Regions from separate parts of the Homo sapiens genome. Here region 1 is linked to region 2. A link is an interaction called in ENCODE POLR2A ChIA-PET data of the cell type or tissue named here. Cell type or tissue: Caco-2. All regions are shown on one strand. Each heading gives the region's core, and the rest is flanking DNA. Links, peaks and the distances in the headings are about the cores only. Region 1 overlaps SH3BP5 (SH3 domain binding protein 5). Region 2 has its middle 51 kb from the start of RBSN.

Region 1 (8,869 bases), core at 2,399-6,398, 170 kb before region 2:
GTTTCCCAATGCAGGGAGCTGTTGGCAAAGTCTGTTTCTGTAGCAGGAGAAATAGCAAACGTCAGTGGAAGGGACAAGAAGCACATGGTCCCTAAGAGTGAGAGTGTGGGAGATAGGAATATAATCTACCAGGATTCACTGGCAGCCTTGATTTCTGCTGCGTGCGTAGGCCCTGGAGTTACCAAATCTGGATGCAGCAATGTGGATGAAAAAGCCTGTTGCTCTGAGTTGCGTGAAGGGTTATCGCTAACCACCTCCATTTCCATCGTAGGTATACAAGAGCATGGGCTGTCCTTCTCCCCAAGTAAAGTAAAATCTGTGTTTGTTTACATTTCTTTCACTTATGAATTGAGTCTGTCTGTGATGTGGGGTAACTGAAACCTCTCAGGATCTCAGATTTCTAATGCATTAAACAACAAAACTCTTACCATTCCTATAGGGCTTTAGCATTTCCAGAGTGTTTTTTACACGTTTTAGCTCATTCCATCCTGTCACACCAGCCTAGAGCTATGCTGTCCCATATGGTAGCCATGTGCAACGTATGGCTATTTGAATTTAATTAAAATTTTTTTTTTTTTGAGACAGAGTCTTACTCTGTCGCCCAGGCTGGGGTGCAGTGGTGTGATGTCTGCTCACTGCAACTTCCACCTCCTGGGCTCAAGTGATTCTCATTCCTCAGCTTCCTGAGTAGCTGGGATTACAGGTGTGCACCACCATGCCTGGCTAATGAGTTTAATTAAAATTAAGTAAGACTAAAAATTCCATTTCTCAGTCACAATAGCCACGTTTCAAGAGCCCAGTTGCCACTATATTAAACAGTCCAGTTGCCACTGTATTAAACTGCTGTCATCATAGAATGTTCTGGCCTGGAGAGCTAGGAGGGTAGGGACTATTTACTTTCCAGATCAGGACTCAGAGGCTCAGCATCTTCTGGTACTATGACGCCTCAGAGGCAGGGCTCCCATCTTATACTCCCAGGCATTTTCCAGATCTCCTCCAGTTCCTGCATTCTATTATCCCAGTGCAGTGGTGCAATCACAGCTCACTGCAACCTCAAACTCCTGGGTTCAGGCAACCCTCCTGCATCATCCTCCCCAGTAGCTGAGACTACAGGTGCATGCCACCATACCTGGCTAATTTTTCATATCTTTAAGCTTTTTTGTAAAGATGGGATCTAGCTCTGTTGACCAGGCTGGTCTTGAACTCCAGGCCTCAAAGTGATCCTCCCACCTTGGCCTCCCAAAGTGCTGGGATCACAGGCATGAGTTGCCATACCCATCCTGGAAATAGTCTTTTTTTTTTTTTTTTAAAAGCATTGATTGATTCTAGTTGCTCGCCTACTATGTGCCGGCCACTGTTCTGGGTAATGAACAAGATGGCCCACATCTCAGCCCCAAGTGTGCTTACTTTCTTGGGGTGAAATTGGTTAATCTGTTAAACTCTTTTTAGCCCTTACTTCTGAATCCCATTTCTGAATACACTTAGGTATTTGTGTGTCACAGGAAGCCACCAGACAGGTGTTTCCTGCCTGGCTCTGGAGAGCATTTGGAACCGTGTGAGAGGCGAACTGGAGGGTGTGAGGGGGGTGGCCAGGGCTGGGCTGGGTTGCTGGCTGGCCTTTTCACGGTATTATAACCAAGACTGACTCATAGAAATATAATACAGGCTACATAAGCAATTAAAAACTCCCTAGTAGACGCATTAAAAACGAAAAAGAAACAGCTGAAATGAATTTAAATATTTTGTTTAACCCGGAATATCCAAGACAGTACAATTTCAACGTGGACTTGCTATTAAAAAATTACTGATATTTTACATATATTTTTGTACTAAGTCTTTAAGATCTTTGGCATATTTTACACTTAGGGCACATTTCAGTTGAGACTAGACACGTTTCAAGTGTTAGCTACATTTGGCACTGGGAGGCATAGGTTTAATAGGTGTTTTCTGTCACAAAGGAGCCAGGTGGGATTTCACCCTTCATGCTGGGCACCAACTGCTTGTCAGACACTGTTGGCCACTGCATTTATGTGGGTGAACAAGACAAAGACCTTGCCCTCCAGGAGTTTACGTTTTTGGTTGGGGTGAGTAGCAGAGCGGGGGTAATAATTACTGGTGGTAATAGCTACAGTAAGAAGTGTGACAGAGACACTGGAGGGGCGCTGCTGGAGGACACCTGAGCAGATGCCTGCAGGGGAGCCTCTGTTTGCAGAAGAACAGGTGGAGTGAGCCACTGGGGTGGTCAAGGGGAGTATGCCCAAGGATGGGGGCAGGAAAATGAGCCATTTTAATATACAGTCAAGTGTTTTGTTTTGTTTTTTTTTTCCTGAGACGGAGTCTCACGCTGTCGCCCAGGCTGGAGTGCAATGGCGTGATCTCGGCTCACTGCAACCTCTGCCTCCCGGGTTCAAGCCAGTCTCCTGCCTCAGCCTCCCGAGTAGCTGGGATTACAGGCGTGCGCCACCATGCCTGGCTAATTTTTGTATTTTTAGTAGAGATGGGGTTTCACCATGTTGGCCAGGCTGGTCTCGAACTGGCTGGTCTTGAACTCCGGATCTCGTGTCGTCGCTACCCCCCTCCCCACCGCCACTGCTGTCTCAGCCTCCCAAAGTGCTGGGATTACAGGTGTGAGCCACCGTGCCCAGTCTTGTTTTTGTGGTACTTGTATTCCATAAAGTTGTGAACACTGAATTAGTGAATACGGAACCATTGTTGTAGGGAAAATGCAGGGCTTGGAGCAAGCCTGTGGTCACATTTTCATCAACTGATCAATATTAATCTTTTCAGTTTCCATTAAAAGACACTTTATTTACTATATACTATTGATTCATTAGCATTGAACTCAGGGCCACTCACCTAACATGTATTTGCTCTGTAAGCCACATCACAGCCTGCTCGTGCTCAGGAAAGCTCACTAGACAGCACTTCTGCACTTCCCTTATGGGCCATTTTAACAGCAAAATCACCAAAGAAAGCACAAAAGTGTGAAAGACATGGCACTAAGTAGACCATGAAAAGGACACTTGTTTACAGGATGGGCACTGAAAGCAGGAGGCAGAACGTCGCTCCTGTGTATGTCGGTGAATGAACCTGAAAGGGCTGCGTGTATTGATTTTGGGGTTACATATAAATTTTAGCGAGTAGACGAATTCACAAGTATGGAATTGGCAAATAATGAGATAGTCTACTTTCAGGGCCCCCAGGGGAAGGTATTCTGCTGTCCACATTTCCTTTCCCATTGCCTTTTGATTGCGATCTGGGGCGTTCGGCACCTCTCGTGATTTTTGTCTGATGAACCTGAATTGGTGACCAGGCTTCTGGTAGCTGCTAACGTGCTCTCACGCTGTGGTGCAGTTGTCTGTGGGTAGCTGGAGACTGAGGTGTTGCTCCTGAGGCCCACATTTAACATCCCATTTCTTGTCTTGGCCATTTAAATTCCAGATTGCAAAAGGGCCTCTGGATGCCAGCCATCTGCCGTGTCACTTGGATGTCTGTCTCTTCCTGCAACCTGGGTTTGCCTCTGACCTTATTTGAACAGTGCTGGGTCCCCTTTGCATGCTGATTTATATCAGCAAAAGCCAACCTTTTCAAGCTGTAAAAGGAGGAACCTTTTAACCAGAGAGCCCTTGGATATAAGCCTGATGTTTTAAGTTAGGAAAATAAGCATTTTCCCACAGATCCATTGATCAGTCAGCTTTATTTATTTATTGAGACAGGGTCTTGCTCTGTCACTCAGGCTGGAGTGCAGTGTCACAATCTCGGCTCACTGCAGCCTCAGCCTCCCGGGTTCAAGCGATTCTCCAGCTTCAGCCTCCCAAGTAGCCAGGACCAAAGGCTCACACCACCACGCTGGCTAATTTTTGTATTTTTAGGAAAGATGGGTTTTGCAATGTTGGCCAGGCCGGTTTCAAACTCTGGAGCTGAGAGCGATCTGCCTCCCTTGGCCTCACAAAATGCTGGGATTACAGGTGTGAGCCACTGCGCCTGACCAGCTTTTTAATTCACTAAGTATTTATTGAGCACCTACTACGTGATGGGGGCAATTTTCGGTGATGGGGACAGAGCAGTGAAGAGAATGGACAGAAGTCCCTGCTTTTCTGAGGCTTACATTGCAGAGGGGGTGGAAAACGCAATAAAAAGTTAAAATACACATGGTAGGTTATCTGATGTATACAAAGGAGGCAAAGAGCTGGAAGGGGACTCAGCTGGTGGGTGTTTGGAGGCAAGGGGAGGGAGAGGAATGCAGTATTGTCTGGAGAGAGTGAGCAAGCCTCAGGCCATGTGGGGGAAGAACATTCCAGCTGGAGGGCGCATCAGGGCTAAGCCTGGCTTAGCTGAGGGCCAGCAAGGGGGCCTTGTGCCAGGCATGGGCGAGTAATGGATGGAAGAGGAGGCAGTGAGTCAGAGATAAATGGGTCATTCAGGTGTGCGACAGCCCTGCTAGGTGAGATAGTAAAACTCAATATGCTGATGTAATTTTTAAATGCCTATTTTATAGGTCTGTCTCTTTTCAAATGTTTGTTAAAACAGAAGCCACACTGAGAATTTCTAAGTCTAATCAGAATAAAGATTTGTAATATTTTATGCCCATGTTTATGTGGTTTTAAGCACAATTTGTAATGTTTTCATCATTTCCCGTGCTTGCTCTGAAAGTGGGCTGTTCCAGGGCTGTGAAGGGGTCCGTCCTTTTCCTCATTGCTCAGGTCAGGTGGGAATAGTTTCTGCTTATACTTGCAGGGTGGTTTGAAAAATCTTTGTTTCTGAGTATCTGTGTTCCTCAAACATGCTTAAGCCAGCACTCATTATCTCTGCCTTTCCTCCCTCTGAAAACCAGCAAATGTTTTCTCTTAAAACTTTTTTTTTTTTTTTTTGGACCCAAGGAGCAATGGTACAAACAAAAACTCTGTTTTGAGCTTAGAAACTTGGAGGTGAGAGTAAACTGGAAGCTGCCCGGCCCCTCCCTCATGAATTATTAGCACAAATCAGGAGAAAAATTCCTCTATCAAAGGACAGTGATACGTCCCAGCACTTTCTCCATTAAAACGTGTGGGTGGAATGCACTAGGGACTAGGTCCTGTAAGACTCAGTTGTGCTTCGAAGAAACTGCTAGGGAATGTTTGAAGCATAGATAGACCGGGGGAGGGAGGAGTAACTGTTTCTTGAAGCTGCACCAGATTCCAGGCCTGGTGGCAGGCTGCCCGGTCTAAGCTGGCAGAGCCCCTACACCCCTGACCTTCTTGTACACAGGTGAGATCTGGTTGAAGTAAACATTGGCCTGGAGGCCTTCCTGCAGCAAATCCTGTGTGGGGCACTGGGGACCAGGGTGGTCAACAAATAATCAGGCACGTCCCTGCCTCATGGAGCTTGCCGTCTCCTGGATTCAAGCAAGCAATTGTAGTGGGGTGAGGGGGATTCTAGGAGAGTCACTCAGGGCCCTTTGAGAGGCCAAAGCTTTGTTGAAATAGGGGGCATCAGAGTTGAGGCCTGCAGACCCCAGATAGTCTGAAGAGATAACATCAGCCTTAAAGTGGAGGAGGAAGAGAGCTGACGGTACAGACATTGTCTGCAGGTTGAGGAAGGTTGGGGTGGGGAGAGGTGGAGTGTTAACAGGACCTTTGGTGATTGGTTGATTATAAAGAAAAAACACATGTGTGGTCTTTGCGTCTCTTCAGGGTAGCCTGAGCCAGGGCTGCTGCACTGCCCCCATAGCTCTGACTTGAAGTTTGGCCATCAGAATGGTGGTACTGAAGGCCTTGGGCTTCAGTGGTCCCCCCATACTGCTTATTTCCCTTTGGGGAAGTAGGTGAGTGGAGAAACATTTGAAACTTGTAGAGTGACTTAGCTATAGGACAGCCGGCAAAGCTTGGCCTCTGGAGCCAGACCGCCTGGCATTGAATCCCAGCTCCCTCTTCATAGCTGTGGGACCTCTGGCAGATTATGTAATTTCTGTGCCTCAATTTCTTCTTCTTTAAAATGGGATTGTGTCTCAGTTTTTGCTGTGAAATAACCAAAACCCAAAGCCGTGGGGAAGGGCAGGTGGAGGGAAGACAGCTGTCTTGACATCAGGTGATACAGGCTGAAATCAGAGGTCTGCTGACTTCTAGGGATACTTGGCACATGGAAGCCTCAGTCTCTTTGTCTTTGAATCTGGGGGCTGCAATTCTTGCCTACATCCCTGGGTAGCCTGGAGGATGGTAAGGGATGCTGTGTGAGAGAGTGCTTTGAGAGCTGCCCAGCCTGAGTGGACAAGAGGGCCCCCTGTGTGCTTGGCTGGCAGGGAGGGCTGAGACCCGCTGGGCGCTGCAAACAGAGAAGGTTCCAATGAGATGTCCACTGGGGCCAAACTGGCCATGGGGCCTGGCAGTGGCTCTGTTGTTCTCTTCCCCCAGGTCCTGCCATGACCTTTCTTTGTCAGATTGGCACTGGGAAGGGGGTCAGAGGGAGGGCTCATACAGGCCAGGATTACAGCGGGATGGACTTTGTAGTCACTGGATCAGCAGGGCGTTGCGCTGTGGCCTGCCTGCTGTAATGTGAAAATTAGTTTCCCTGAGTGAGCCCTGCTTTATTTATTTATTTATTTATTTATTTATTTATTTATTTGAGACAGGGTCTCAAAAACCGGAGTGCAATGATGTGATCTCTGCCACTGCAACCACTGCCTCCCAGGTTCAAGCGATTTTCGTGCCTTAGCCTCCCGAGTAGCTGGGATTACAGGCATGTGCCACCACACCCGGCTAATTTTTGTGTTTTTGGTAGAGACCGGGTTTTGCCATGTTGGTCAGGCTGGTCAACTCCTGACCTCAAATGATTCGCCTACTGCAGCCTCCCAAAGTGCTAGTATTACAGGCGTGAGCTACTGCGCCCGGCCTCCCGCTTTGTTTTTGTTTTTTCCTGAGACAGTGTTGGTCTCTGTTGCCCAGGGTAGGGTGCAGTGGCACAATCATAGCTCCCTGGAGCCTCGAACTCCTGGGCTCAAGTGATCCTCCCACCTCAGTCTCCCAAGTAGCTGGGACTACAGGAGTGCGCCACCACGCCTGGCTAATTTTTGTTTTTGTAGAGATGGGGTCTCTCCTTGTTGCCCAGGCTGGTCTCAAACTCCTGGGCTCAAGCAGTCCTCCTGCCTCGGCTTCCCAAAGTGTTGGGATTACAGGCATGAGCCGCCACACCCGGCCTCCCAGGCTGTTCTTGGACAGACTGACCGTGAGGACAGTTGTGACACTGGTAAAACACAACCTTGTGTTCTCCTTTCCCTCCCCAGAACCTGTCCACTTAGGCACATGTTGGCTCATGAACATGTAAGATTCTGCCTTGCTTGGGGGCGTTAGCATTTTAAGAGTGGCCTTTCACTTTAAAAAAAGATGATGTGTGGATATGGACAAATGGCCATGGTCTACTTAGTGGGGGAAAAAAAACTATACATAAAATATATATAAAACTATATAGAGCATATCTAGAACCATATATATAGTAAAAGAATATATGCATATGAGAAGACAGGCCTAACATAGTTATTATTTTTTTTTTTGAGATGGAGTCTCACTGTGTTGCCCAGGCTGGACTGCAGTGGCATGATCTTGGCTCATTGCAACCTCCACCTCCCAGGTTCAAGCGATTCTCCTGCCTCAGCCTCCCAAGTAGCTGGATTACAGGAGCCCACCACCATGCCTGGCTAATTTTTGTATTTTAGTAGAGACGGGGTTTCACTATGTAGGTCAAGCTGATCTCGAACTCCCGACCTCAAATGATCCACCTGCCTTGGCCTCCCAAAGTACTGGGATTATAGGCATGAGCCACCGTGCCTGGCCCTAACATAGTTATTCTTGTGTGGGCCAAAGAATGTGAACTGCTTGTTACCAGTTATGGTGAAGTAAATACAGAAATTGAGAGTAAGACTTTAGATTTTTTTTTTTTTTTTGGCAATTTGATGTTGTGACATCCAGGTGGCATTTTACTTTCCTAGTTTGTTTTTATTCTACAGAAATATTGATTTACGGTGGATTGGATGGGAGAAGATCCATCACCACATTGTTTGAGAAGCCTGGCTCTAGAAAAATGTACCCTCAGATGTTACCAGTTGTTGCTAGCTGCTGAGGATGCTGGTGATTTTTAGTTTTCATTTCTTGGTGTTTTCTGAAATATTTACAATGACCATCTGTTATAATTTTCATGGGATGGGGGTGGGGAATGAAGTCTGTTGTAAAAAAAAAAAAAAGTCTTTATAAGCCAAATAAATGAATTTCTCTGGAAGGAATTTTAGGAACTATGAAGGCTGATGGGAAAAACCTTGGATTGGTTGTTCCTGCCTTAATTGTAGATAAAACCTGATGTTGTGGGTTTGCTTGATGAATTAGTGTATTGTTAAGCTACTCTAGTTGTAATTCATGGAAGGATGAAAAGTGCTATAAAGGCACTTTAGGATCTTCTACAGCCAAGAAACCGTCATATATATGCTTATTTAGAAAATACAATAAATCAAGATATAATGGAAAACATTCCAAATATTAAGAATATTTAGATATTTGAACTTAGTTACTCTGTGTATTTGACTGTTAGCATCATTTCTAAATCAATAAATGTGGGCACGTATAGGTTCTTGCACAACTTCATTCATGGTAACCACATTAGCAAAATGCTATTAGTGGCCAAAACATGTTCTGGCCATTGGCTAGAACATAGAAATAGCTGTCTAATATTGACATGGACTGTATTGCCTTAAAAAATCCTAGGCGTTTCTTCCTTTTAAGCTACAAATATCAACAAGATAATATACAAACTCTTCTGGCCCCTCAGCTGAAACCCATGGCAGGATCATAAGTGCTTGCTATTGCAGTACACGCCGACTTTCCTACAAATCATGTGACTGTATCCC
Region 2 (8,869 bases), core at 1,720-5,719:
TCTGTGGACAAATCCAGATGATCTCTTAATGCCTGCGTTGGTAGGATAGGCTAGATTATGCAGCAATAACAACCTCCAAACCTCAGTGACTTAAAGTAGCAAGAAGTGATTCATCTTTGCCTCCTGCTCACCATTCAAGAACCCAGGCTGAAGGAGGGTCTATCCCAACAGCTGTTTTTGTAATTGCTGTGGCAAGGGAAAGGAAATGGGGCAAATTGTGCACTACTCTTAAAATTTCTCCTGGGGATTAACACATGTCACTTCTGCTCACATTTAATTAGCTAGAGCAAGCCATATGGTCACTTCTAACTTTCATGAGATAGATAATACTTTACAGGTAAGGAATTGAGCCTCAATGAGTGTTTATAACCTGACTGAAGACATGCGATCCTATCATGTGCCCTTAAGAAGGGGAGCCAGAACATCTGTGAACAGCCACAGTGACTGCCACAATTCCTAAGTGTAAACCAAAAGTCAACTTCAGGGATAGGCTTAGAAGGATCTAATTTAATACAACGAGGGCTGAAAACCGTCTGTGAAATGACAAAATGGGGGCTATAAGAGAGCTATGAGAGTCCTTTGTGGTTCTGTTCAACTTTCAGCTGGTGGGATTGAAAGGTATCAGACAAATTCTTCAAGAAGGCATGCCACAAACTAGTTTTAATTGTAACAAAATGCAGTTTGAGACAAGACAGGTGAAGGCTATGGTAATGGTGGAATGATGGATGAATATGTGGGGCTGAGACAAAGACCATTCAAAAGACATGAAAGTAATCTCCCACCTGTTGAAATTGTGAAGGATTCTCTGGACTCCTAATCATTGGCCTGGAAGTTGTCCATAAATTAGAAGAGCTCCAGGAGCTGGAATTTGGCAGAGGGTTTGCATATAAGCAACCTCTGAGCATCAAACTGCGATCCCTCCCAAGCGTCTTACTGAAGCAACTTGTAAGTACTTTTTAAAAATGCCATCCTTTGCTGAGTTCTATTAATTATAATAATTTTAAAAACATTGAGAGAATTTTGTCTTCTTAGTGTGTAATGTGATATAGACTAACACAGATGAGAAAATCGTATGTGATATGGATCTGTTTTTCAGGATACAATTGTGGAAAGAACATGCTGCAATATATATGCAAAGTGTTTTGGAGAAGATGGGTACAGAGGTGATTATGGGAGTTCTGGGAGGAAGGTAAGAATTTGTCAGGTGTGGATAGGGGGAAGGAGAGAGACGATATTTCAGTACCCGCTACATACCAGACTGTGTTATGTATTTAACAGCATTTTCTAATTTTACCCCCCTAACAAACACTTTCTGTAGATGTTATTTTACATGTGTGAAATTGAGGCTCAGAGAGGTGACATCACTTTCCCAAAATTGCATCATTATGAAGATGCATTTGGGAGTTAAGCCCCTATGTCTCCCTAACTCTAAGTCCCACATGATTTCCACCATATTATGCTACCTTCTTGTGCTCATTTGACAAATAATGTCACAAATTCTGCCACTGCACAGAAGTTTTCACTTATCTACCGTATTTTCACTTGTCCAACATCTGCTTTCTTTATAGTAGTAAATGCCTCTCTCCCATCTAACATTCTTTTCTACAGCATCAAACTCTGAGAAAAGAGTTGCATCTCTGTTAATTCTAGGTTAACCAATAGGAAAATTACTACCTAACACTTCTAAGGGAGAGTATCTCATTAGAAATGGTCCTCAGATATTCAGGGCTGGCAAGGTTCCATTATCACAGGGATTGAAGCTTTATAATGAGGGTATAATCACAGACACACAGGTAAGGTTAAATTACACCCGCTGGCTTTGTGTCATCTTTTTACATGTTCTCTTTGGAAGATTTTCCATGAGGTTGTTGGAATGAGCTCTTCAGGGCTTTGCAGATCAATCTTTTAAATTTAGAATAGTATAAAGTTTATAATTACTGTTTGAAAAATAAATTGTAATCATGCCTTAGCATTAGACTTTTCCCTGTCATGTTGTTATTCATTAACAGATTGGAGAATCAGAAAATCAGGTTTAGGAGCTTCTTGATACGTTTCTTTGCAGCTTGTGCCGGTGCCTCTAAGGCCAAAGATGGGAGTATTTTAAATTTTTGACTTCTCTGCTGTTTCTGTTTGCAAGAATTCAGTAGATGGTCATAATGACTTTTATATCTTTGTTGATCACAAATAAAATATGCCTTCCAAGTCTTACTGACCAGCTTTTAGACTAAATAAACACATCTGACTATAACATGGCAAGCCAAACTTCCTTGAGAGGAAATGGTTTGTGTGTTTCGGTGTGTAAGAAGTAGTAAAAGGACAAAACAAAACTGGACAGTTGAGTCATACAGAAATAAACAACCATTTCTCATGAATAAGATAGGCAGGAAGAGCTTTGCTTACTGATGTTTTGTAAAACAAGGTTGAAAGCTTCTTTAAGAGTAACAGTTTTCCTTAAGCTTTTAACTAGAAACTAGTCTTGATTTGGATTTTTACAAGAGAATGACTTAAGAAGGTATTTTGGAAAATAAGAATAGTTTGATATACTATTAAGACAAACAGGTATGCATGTTTTCACTGTAACACTGGACAAGAATATTTGTTTCTGTACATCTCTGCACATTGTGCCTGATATTCAGTACATTCTCCATAAAATGACAACTCCGTGAGACAAGGGTATCTATTAGTAATAATTTTTATTTCATATAGATTTGAGAAATAAATAATTTAGAGGCCAAGTTATTTATTTTGATTTCTTGTCTTCTCAGGGAGAGAAGGGTTTTGATGGGTTACCCGGTCATCCTGGTGAGGAAGGCAGATATGTAAGTACTGAATGTTATTTCTTTACTTTAAAAGAACATGGCAAAATGGATCAAATGTTAGCAATATTTAATTGCACCTAAGTCATGAAAGTTTTTCTCATCTATGCCACTTAAAGTAGGTCAAAAATGTATATATAAAATAGACATTTATTATAATAAATGCCAGGCAGATCTGCTTTTTAAAGATACAGTTTCTGGAATGCATTAATGATTCATTATGGCTGTTTTATTTTTTAATCAGTGAATTTGAACTAACTGAAAATGTGGTCTGTGTCTAGTGTGCAGGGATGTCAAAGTAGTTGTTAATCATGAGCTAAATTGCAGACAATTTGTTACTATTACTAAGCTATCTATATTTGTAAATGGTTAACAAAATAACTGAAGAGAATCTAAGACTATTCTTACTACAGGTCATTCAGATGCTTCCCTATGTGGCTGAGAATGTGGGAGTTATAGTTAGCCACCAATGGCTTGCACATAACTCTGGACACACCCCTGGGGATATGCTGGGCAAACAGAAGTTATCTATTAGTCATGTCATTGTCTGTGGAGAAAATGTATATTATAGAGAGAATTGTGAGCTAGGGGACTGGGATGTGATAGGGACCATCTTTATTACATAATACAAATGCCAGAAGGATTTTTAAATCCCATGGTTTTTAGTTAATTTTAAATTATGGAAAACCACTTTGCCCCACTGGTGCCTATTTTAAGGTTGATTCATGTATATACCACTGGTTCTCAAACATTTTGGCCTAAGGATAACATTATATTCTTCCCCCCACCCCAACTTTATTGGGGTATAATTGACAAATAGAATTGTATAATTTGAGATGTACAATATAATGAGTTGATATATATGTATACATTGTGAAATGATACTAGAATCAAGTCAGTTAATATGTCCATCACCTCATATAGTTACCATTTTTTTGTATGTGGCGAGAACATTTAACATCTACTCTTTTAGCAAATTTCTAGTATATTATATAGTGCTATTAACTATAATTACCATCTTGTACATTAGAACTCCTGAACTTACTCACTTATAACTGAAAGATTGTACCTTTTAACCAAAATCTCTCAATTTCCTGCACCTCTCAACCTTTACACTCTTAAAAGATTATTGGGAACCTTGAAGAGCTTTTGTTTATGTGGTTTCCATGTATTATTATTTACCAAATTAGAAATTAGAACTAAGAATATTAAAAATTGTTTATCTTATTTCAAAATAACAACAATAAACTCACTAAAGTTAACATTCATGACATATTTCTTTATGAAAAATAACTGTATTTTCCCAAACAAAAAATATTAGTGAGAAAGTAGCATTGTTTAGCATATTTAGCTTACTGGAAGGCAGCTGGATTTCCAATCTGTCTCTGTATTCAGTCTGTGGTGATGTCACTTGCCATGTGGCTTCTTGATAACTTTACCACAACTTGGGAGAGAATAAGAATGAAAAAAAAAAAAAAAGACATTTTGGTGTAATTGGAAAAATAACTTTAACTTTGTGACCCTCCCAAAAGGATCTTGGAAACACGAGGGGCCCTTTGACCATGCTTTCTGAACCATTGGTATCTATGTTGTCATTGCTCCACTTAGAGTGGCACATTGTTTTATTATTCTGAACATTTAGGGTGTTGGAAAATAAGCAGAAATCAGAGGAAAATGTAGCTGCTGAGACCCATGTAAGCTCATCTATTTCTTGTTTTTTTGTTTTTTGTTTTGAGATGGAGTCACATTTCTTTACGTTTACAAGATAATTGCTCAACTTTTCTATTTATTTTTCCTCAGTAAGCACAGTCTTAGGTGTTAGAAATTCATTCAGGAACATGATTGATGGATTTTTGCTATTTTATTTAGAAATAATGAAAATATTCCTTCCCATTTTTATTATGTTTTAAAATGTCCTTTAAGTGTTATTTTATTTTTTCTGCCTGGTCTGTGGTTCAATGAGCCCAGTCAATGTTAGGAGAATGACATAAGGTCTATCCCACCCATTAGGACCATTGACTCCAATTTCAGACAAACAGGATAAAGCAAATTCTTGTCTGTCTGGAGTGAAAGATGGTTTTGTCCCCCTTCTTTACTGTGCCAACATTATAAAACCAAGATATTTTGTAAAGACCCTTTAGTACAGGGCTAGAAATATAGTGCAAGTGACATTTATAATTTTAAATTTTATAGCAGCTATCTTAAAGAAAGTAAAAAGAAACAGGTGAAGTTAATTTTAATAATATATTTTATTTATCTCAATATATCTAAAATATTATCATTTCATTAGTAATTAATATAAAAATTAATAAGACATCTTACTCTTTCTATACACTATCTTCTAAATGTTACTTTACACTGAAGGCACATCTCAGTTTGGACCAGACACATTTCAAGTGCTCAATAGCCCCTGTATTTGACAGAACAACTCTAGTAGGTCTTAGTTTCTTTTTAATGCATTTCTCACAAGAGAAGGCGACTTCACAATGTGTTGTCCTCTGAATGGCTTTTAATGTTGTTGGCTTGAAAAGCTGGTCAGATTGGTCTACTCAACAGCAGAGACATCTCTGTGCAGATGTAGACCAGTTTCAGAATGGGGCCCATAAATTTGGAAGTTCAAGTTGAAAGTGTACAAGAACAAATAACTAAATCATTGTTCCAGTTACCCATAACTTACAGTCCCACTGTCCCCCACAGCTCTCACAACTTAGTTGTGTAAAATAATCATTTTATTATGTTCACAGACTCCGTGGGTAGGGACACTGAAAAAGAAGCAAAAGAGGGGCCTCTTTCTTCCATGCCTGGGGTCTCAGCTGGGTTGACTAGTCTCAGACTAGACCGTCTGGGCTCTAGAAGCAGGAGTTGGAGGACCCACTGCCCCTTCTCACATGTCTGCTGCTCTGGCGTCTTAGCTGGAACTGCACAAGGACAGGTGGAGCTGGAACCGACAGGAAGTACTCCAGCAGGGAGGGTCTGTCCTGAGAGTGAGTGCTCCAAGAGGCCAAGGCTGAAGCTGCAAGGCTCATGACCCAGCCTCAGAAGTCAGGCTGTAACATGGCTTTCTCATGCTGTTGGTTGCAAGCCAGTCACTAAGTCCAGACCAGATTCAAGAGGAGGAGACTTTGACTCCTCCCCAGCATGGAGGAGGGGCATGGTCACAGAGCATGTGGAATGGGAGATATTGTTTTCTGGCTTTGGAAAATGCAATCTGTCAGACTCCCAAATTCTAGATATTTAAAAAATATATATGTTATGAATGTGTGGTTAAATAATAACTTACGCATTGGTTACACAGCAAAACCTTACTTATGGAACAAAGTCAGATTTTCTAAGGTCACAAAAAATATTTACATAACTTTATAGTAACAAAAACATCTAACATTTGTTGACAGTTTTATATATGCCAGACACAGGGCTAAACATTCTTAGTTTCCTCTCTCTCTCTATATATATATATGTAATAACATATATAAATATAATAATAACATATATACATATTATTATTATGTGTATATATGTATATATGTTATTATTATTATTCCCATTTGTCATAAAATAGCCAAGCATTTGAAAACCTTTTAGTGGTGTTAGTCTTTCCATTAAATCATAGCTATTATTTATAGCTTTAAGCAAATACTGTGAGTAGATGAGAGACCAATTTTTAAACATTATAGAGCTTAATATTTGAATTAGAAATACTGTTTTCCACAGCAGCTACACCATTTTACATTCCCACCAACAGTGGACAAAGGTTCCAATTTCTCCACATCCTTGCCAACACTTGCTATTTTCCTTTTTTTTTTTTTTAAATAGTAGTCATGCCGAGTGGGTTTATTTTTAGTTTTGTTAAAAAATAAAATTTTCCTTGATGTCTCTGCTTTTATCAAGAACATTTGTTTTGTATATATCAACTATTTTCTAATAAACACAACAACCAATTATTCACAACTGATAGCACTATATATTGCAATATAGTACAGTAGATATTTTAGGATCGCATTTTCCAGATGAAGCTTAAACACCACACATTGAAGCTAAAAATACAAATAGACTAGGAAGAACGGAGGAAAACAGACATTTATTTAGCATCTACTGTGTGTGAAGCCCTGCATTAGGCATTTTGTATGTATTATCACATTTAATCTTCATCACAACCCTGCTAGTATGTGTTAATACTTTCGTTCTATAGATGCAAAAGTAGAAACTCAGAGAGAGTAAGTGACTTGTTAAGGTTGGAGAGGGTTGGAGATGTGTCCAAAACTGTCTATCTGATGCCAGAACCTATGCTTTTCTTGTTATCTATTGCTAAGTATAAAACACCTCATTTGTTCAATCCATATACTTTGTGAATTATTTCCAATACAGCATCTTATACATTCAATACAACAATCCTATGAGATGACTAGAGTCAGTATTATCTAGATTCACATTTATAAATGGTGAAAATTGTGATTCATGGCATCTTGTGATCTTGTGCTTTTGTCTTAGCTCACACAACAGGCTGGAAGCAGAACTAGGACTCAAATACACGCCCTTTCATTCTAGATCCATAGTTCTTCTCATTTTCTCATGTCTTTTTACTGTCCTGAATAGCATATGTAGTTATCAACCTAATTAAGTCAAAGTTAGATGTTACAAATGTAGATTGTCTTTTGATTAAAGCTCATGTGACGTGCAGTACTTTCCAATTAATATTTAATCAACTTGGCAAAAGGCATGATATCTACCATTCCCTTCCTAATCTAACACCTAGATGAAAAGGTTATATTTATTAATATAATTCAGTAAGTCATTCTTCAAATCCTGGTTGGATGTCTATTGTATGATATCAGATGCTGTGTTTGGGGCTAGAAATGCAGCAATAAAGAAATGAGACATTGTCTTTGTCTCCATGAACCTCACAATATAGCAGGAGATTCTGATGTGTAAAACCACATTTCACTATGATATGTGCTGATTTGTATCCTCCAAATACTACAAGGAGACTGAAGGGACAGTTGGGTGGGGTCAACAGAAAAAGCTTCTCAGGAGAGGAGGTGACACAGGACTTATACCTTAGGAATGGGTAAGAATTCACCTGGAAGAGAAAGGGTCAAATAATGGTTTATTCCTTGAGGGACCACAACGAAACCTCCATCCAATTTCAGCTGACTGAAGAAAATGTTCAGACAGACCTTCTGTTTTACTTGAATTCTGAAGTTTTGCCCATAAGGCTTAACTGAATTGATTAAAAAATGCAGATAGTTTGGGTTTGTGTGGTTTGGAGTCATCTCTATGAGCAGTTGATGGATTAACAATCTGAGTGCCTTGCAGGTGACCTGAGCAGGATTTTGAGGTTGTAAAAGCAACGGTAAGGACCAAGTCATATTTTGGTCATTTTGAAGGTCCTTATTGCTGGCTTGAATTGGCTGTAGCTTTGCCCCAGCCACTTTGCCCCAACCACTTTGACCCAACCTGGAGCTCAAAAAACATGTGTTGTATGAAATCAAGGTTTAAGGGATGTAGGGCTGTGCAGGACGTGCCTTGTTAACAAAATGTTTGCAAGCAATATACTTGGTAAAAGTCATCCCCATTCTCTAGTCTCAATAAACCAGGGGCACAATGCACTGTGGAAAGCCGCAGGGAGTCCTGTCCTTGAAAGCTGGGTATTGTCCAAGGTTTCTCCCCATGTGATAGTCTGAAAAGTGGCCTCGTGGGATGAGAAAGACCTGACGGTCCCCCAGCCCGACACCCATAAAGGGTCTGTGCTGAGGTGGACTAGTCAAAGCGGAAAGCCTCTTGCAGTTGAGTTAGAGGAAGGCCACTGTCTCCTGCCTGCCCCTGGGAACTGAATGTCTCGGTATAAAACCCGATTGTACATTTGTTCAATTCTGAGATGGGAGAAAAACCGCCCTATGGTGGGAGGTGAGACATGTTTGCAGCAATGCTGCCTTGTTATTCTTTACTCCACTGAGATGTTTGAGTGGAGAGAAACATAAATCTGGCTTACGTGCACGTCCAGTCATAGTACCTTCCCTTGAACTTCATTATGACATAGATTCTATTAGTCACAT

The links. Peaks named below come from ENCODE experiments on the same cell type or tissue, not always from the same donor. Only the 100,000 strongest peaks of a DNase experiment are listed, where the experiment ranks them.
Region 1: POLR2A ChIA-PET joins it to region 2 with 9 read pairs; 2 of 35 experiments call an interaction of 5 or more read pairs at or near these places.

Annotation. Positions count from the first base shown.
Region 1 is chr3:15,320,859-15,329,727 of GRCh38, reverse strand. All of the region lies in intron 2 of SH3BP5 (SH3 domain binding protein 5), which reads left to right. Among named protein-coding and RNA genes, the nearest start is that of SH3BP5, 7.3 kb to the left of the region's middle. RefSeq lists an enhancer at 1,468-1,657. In Caco-2, for the core only: no CTCF peak of the experiment used is centred there; a DNase peak (open chromatin) is centred at 4,287.
Region 2 is chr3:15,145,783-15,154,651 of GRCh38, reverse strand. No RefSeq gene overlaps it. Among named protein-coding and RNA genes, the nearest start is that of RBSN, 51 kb to the right of the region's middle. In Caco-2, for the core only: no CTCF peak of the experiment used is centred there; a DNase peak (open chromatin) is centred at 3,291.